Regions from separate parts of the Mus musculus genome. Here region 2 is linked to region 1. Evidence: chromatin loops called from intact Hi-C (ENCODE). Cell type or tissue: left cerebral cortex. All regions are shown on one strand. Region 1 overlaps Ank2 (ankyrin 2, brain). Region 2 holds the start of Gm16958 (predicted gene, 16958).

The links. Peaks named below come from ENCODE experiments on the same cell type or tissue, not always from the same donor. Only the 100,000 strongest peaks of a DNase experiment are listed, where the experiment ranks them.
Region 2: a loop joins it to region 1, with 2.8 times the contacts of the local background. A loop is called at or near these places in 3 of 42 quality-filtered maps.

The regions. Positions count from the first base shown.
Region 1 is chr3:127,033,829-127,036,328 of GRCm38, reverse strand. All of the region lies in intron 10 of Ank2 (ankyrin 2, brain), which reads left to right. Among named protein-coding and RNA genes, the nearest start is that of Gm25501, 30 kb to the right of the region's middle. In left cerebral cortex, no CTCF peak of the experiment used is centred here; DNase peaks (open chromatin) are centred at 9, 553 and 1,132; H3K27ac peaks cover 2,093 bases.
Region 2 is chr3:127,158,851-127,161,350 of GRCm38, reverse strand. All of the region lies in intron 1 of Ank2 (ankyrin 2, brain), which reads left to right. Gm16958 (predicted gene, 16958) reads right to left here and starts at 46. Exons shown (of 3, transcript NR_105030.1): 1 at 1-46. In left cerebral cortex, no CTCF peak of the experiment used is centred here; DNase peaks (open chromatin) are centred at 255 and 1,213; H3K4me3 peaks cover 2,500 bases; H3K27ac peaks cover 2,391 bases.

The DNA of each region.
Region 1 (2,500 bases):
TTCCACGTGTTAGAAAGTTTTAGCTCTCAGCAAAACGAGTCTTCTCTCATCCACGAAGAATTCTCCATGCCCTGACTAATGCCTCCGTAATCCCCATGCCTAACCTCACATTCTCCAACCCCCCCTTTTATGACTCTCTTTAAACCCCCAATCCCAGTCAGAATCAGTTTCCACCCATACCCTAGCCCCTTCTTTCTGCACAGCCCAAGTTCCTTTCTGCCACTCCTCTGAATGTCCATACTCACTCCCTATGGCCTCTGCTCACTAAGTCTGTGTCACATCCCTGCATCCAAGTGCGGCAGTTGCGATAGGGTTGCTTCCAGACTCGTGTGATCACTAAACTTAACCTAATGTGTCTGACAAACCACACTGCGATTCTGTAATGATACGCCTTGCTCCCTGCTACCTAAGCCACTTTTTCTTTAAATCGCTGAGACATCTGTTTTCCCCTTCATACAACGCTGAGAAAAACTGAAGCAAGCAGGAGGCGATCCACAAACTCCTACTTGCACGGCTCTCTTGGTTCCGTGAATCACAGAAGCCCATGGAGCCCGTGTTCTATTTCCACATCACCCGGCCCAGCCTCCCACGCCTCCCTTTCCTAAACGCTTCCCTTATTCGCCTTCTAGGACCTGATACTTCTTTGGATTCCTTCTGCATCAATAGCATCTGCTTCCTTGTCTCTGTGACTACATCCTCTTTTTCTCTGTATGTTAGCAATTCCAGAGGCCACGCTCTGTCCTTGCTGTCTCTCTCCACTCACTTGCTCTGATGTTTCCTGCGGCTCATTTTAAGCTGCGCCTTTGTACCACTGGCACACACGTGCATATTCCTAGAATTCTATCTTCATGGCAGCTCCCCGTGACTGCTTGGATATTTACCGGGCAGCTCCAATTAAATGAAAAAGCAAGCTCATGATATTTTGCCCACTCCTAAACATAACCTCTCTGAATCTTGTATCTTCATTCATGGGTGTCTCATTCTTTCAGTTCCTCATACAGAATACCCTCATATCAGGCTGGGTTCTTTTTTCTCTCACTCTGCATTCTGTCACCCTTTAGTTCCATATGTATCTTTAAACCCAAAGCCTCATAGCCACCATACATCCCCCATGAATCACTGCGGGAGGCTCCCGACTGCCTTCTGTTCCTTCTGCAACCCAGCTGTTCTGAACACATTGCACACACCCAACACAATCCTGTTACCTCAGCCCGTCTAACAATCTCTGTTCCCTCTTATGAAGTCTCTCACTCCTCTCCTTAAGACATACTCCTTCACTACCTTAAGACATACTCATCTCCTTACTGTCTGTTGAGGTCTGACATGTGTGGCTCCAACCCAGAGGGCTTATCTTTGTTTATCTTCTGTCTGATACACTCTTTTTGCCAAAATCATCATGTATAGTAGTTTGGGATGGCATTTGTTGTCTCTTAGAGATGGTATAACACACCTCCATGCCATTCTGGCATGCATGGTCTCCATTGAGAAGTCAGGTGTTATTCTGATGAGTCTGTCTCTATGAGACTTGGTCTTTTTCTCACAAAGCGTTTAGTAGTCTTTCTTTGTTCCGAACATTTGGTGCCTTGGCTATTTTATATCACGGGGAGTTTCTTTTCTTGTCCTGTCTGTTTGGTGTTCTGTCTGCTTCTTGTACCTTGGTAAGCATATCTTTCCTTAGACTGGAGAATTTTTTTCTATGGTCTTATTAAAAATATTTTCTGTTCCTTTGACCTGGATTTCTTCTTATTTTTCTATGCCTATTATTTACAGATTTGGTTTTTTCATAGTGTCCCAGATTTACTGGATTTTTTTTTTTTGATTTAACATCTTCTTAGACTGAGCTATTCATTTCTTCTTCTTTGTCTTCAAGATCTGAAATTCTCTCTCCCATGTCTTATAATCCCTGGCGGGGTTTACCTCTGAGGATTTTGTTTGATATCCTAAGTTTTCTTATTTCCACTTTTATTCCAATTTGAGTTTTCTTTAGTGATTATATTTCTACTTTTATGTCTTGAGATGCTTTCAGTATTTCATTTAAATGTTTGTGTTTTCATTGTCTTTATTAAGGCATTCATTCATATTCTAAGGTCTCTGGATATATTCATAGTTGTTATTTTGAAGTCCTTGTCTTGTGTTTCACCCAAATTACATCTCTTGGGGGGGGGGAGTCTCTTGCTATATAGGGTTTCTGCCTTCTGGAGGATGTATATTGTCTTGGCAGTAAATGTTTGGTTTTGCATTGGGACCTAGGCATCTGGTGTAATGATGTTTGAAGGATTTCACAGTGTGAATATATGGCCTTGTGTTTGTTGGCTGGATGTTCTGTTCAGTGGTTTCTGTTGTAAATTCTGGATCCTCGGCAAATGTGATATCTGTGGGGTCCCTGGTAAAGACTGTTTTTGTGGGTCTGTGAGTGACACAAAGGAGCAGGGATGGGGACGAAGGAAAGGCTGAGAGGGGCTGCAGGAAAATGTTAGGTGATGTGGGTCTGCACCAAGAA
Region 2 (2,500 bases), 130 kb before region 1:
GGAAGGGTTTCTGTATGGCCAGAGGGTTGTCCTCTTCGCGTTGCCCGTGTCTACTACTGGACCTCGGGCACTTCTACACCGATGGTATTTTCAATCAAGATCTCTGATTGGGAATAAGCCACAGGATCTGTATACCTCCTTGCCTTCCCGAGTGTTGACATTATTCTACACTAGAATAGACTAAAAATATGGATGCAGTGATCTGTGCTTCTGCATTTTTAGAATTCTTATTTTCTATTATTAATTCTGTAATTTACTTTTCTACTGCTGGCAATTAAGTGGAAATAGCTAGCTCACCAAGGCAGTGAATCATCGACTCTCCTAACAGTAAGCCAACCGCAGATTGGCTGTCTTTCTCCGAAACATGTTTTTTTCTTTCTTTTTTTAAATATTAAATTTCCCTAAAAATATAAATCTTACAAACTGACAGTAATGAGATACTCATTCAGCCAGTTGTCTGGCTGTAAAGAAGTTGTTGTATCTAAACACTTTAATTAACAAACTAGGTCACTGAATAATTTCAGATGACAAATGGTATATTACATTAGCAGAATGTAAAAATAGTGTATTGTACACAAGCTCATTTTAAACAGGTCTGGGATTAAGAGATGCAAAGCGACACACAGGTTTGCTAACGCATGTGCTCCAGGGACCATTTCCCTGTTTCCTCCGTGATCGCCACGTTCACCTGTGCATTGAGAAGCCTTGTCATTGCCTCTTTTTTTTTTTTTTTAATTTTAAATTTGAGAGACACCTAAGGAGCCACAGTGAGTCGAGGTCTTCCTTCATCCTGATGCTGTTCCACTTCTCCACTAGTTAGATCAAATGATTACTATCTGGAAACAAAATTAGTGTATTTAGTGGCTTCTCTTCTGGAGAAAATGTAGTACTGTTTATGTGACCTTTAAAATGCCTTGTTTCAAGAGTGCTTGGAGTCTTTTATAGTACCCAAGTCTTACTTACTGGCCATCTTGGTTGGGTGGATTTCCTCCTCTATGGCTCCTACGGTTTTGTTTTTAATCCTCTCCATAGAACATTACTGCCTGAAGCATTTTTCGTGTATTTATATCCTCTTAAATCTTTGTTCCCTCAACTACGGTGTATTATTTCTTGGCGAGGAATACTTGAACAACATCCAGTTGAGACCCAATAACATTGCTTAGCTCAAGTGCCTTGCATCCATTCTCGGGGAGCCGTTAGACTGTCCTGTGCTTGGTTTCCACATGGGGTTCACTGCCATTCTTTCCCTAAACCTCCTTACTCCTGAAAAAGTTGCATCGTTAAAATGGCAAGTGCCAGTACTTGGTGGGAATTTCTCGGTTGCTTGATTGCCGTCTTACTTTAGCTTGAACCTGGCACTGTCAGCAAGATCATTGTTTGCTGGTATAACAGGACAAGATCGTCTGGGCAAATTTAGATATCATTGCCCTAGAACCAGAGTAATTTGACAGTATTTATCTTCGTTCTTCTGTTTTCATATAAACTTCTTCTATGGCAGATGCATGCAGCATTACACAGCACAATAAAGGTTTACCAAACGATGGGGTTTACTTCCAAGCTATAGCAAGTGTCTTTCCTAGATTGACAACTTCCCCTACCCCAAATTCCAGCCCAACCTAGTTTTCAAATGTGATTTGACAAAAAAACAAACCAAACCAAAACAAAACAAAAACAAAAAAAAAAAACAAAAAAAAAGTCCCAGCTCAGATTATTTCTTAGAGCGAAATAATGAGATGGCAGCTCATGGAGGATTGAAAATGCCTGTTACTGGGCTCTAGACTATCATCTTCAGAAATCATTTTAACATGATCATGGTTTCTGCTCATGTCATGTCATAATTGTAAGGTAGTAGCTCTGTTGTAGAACCAATAGAGTATATAGAGTTTCATTTTCATATCTATGGAAGGCTTCTTACCCATAAAGTCCTTTATGCATCCCCAGTGCAGATAAAACTACAGAGCTTGGGGGAATACATTGATTTTAAAAGGAAATTTTACCAAGATATAACTATTGATGTTTAAAATAATTCAATTAGGGTAGCTTTATATTTGGGATTTATTTTAATATGCCTTTGTAAACTTTATAAACTTAATTAAGAAATATTTATTTTGCTTTGTATTGCATAAAGTGTTTACAATAAATTTTAACTCTTTGTAAACTTCAGTCCTACTCTTTTCTTGATGAAAACCCATAATACTAACTTATCGTTTCTGGGTTTTAAAAAAGGCAATGATATGCATATTAAGGAATTTCATTTCAACCTCATTGTCAGCAAAATGTTCAGGCTTCCTTGACTGGATAAGTAGTATTTAAGTGAAGTATATGGCATGTCCATTGTGTTTGTGAAATATGAGGTATAATAAATGAATTTAAGCTTTAAGCAAATGAATGAGTTCAAGAGTGGTTGAAACAAACTAATTTGAACTTATTTGCTCAAAGATAGCACACTGATCTATCATTTGTGGGGTAAGAGGCTATTCTGGTCTAATTAGCACCTTAG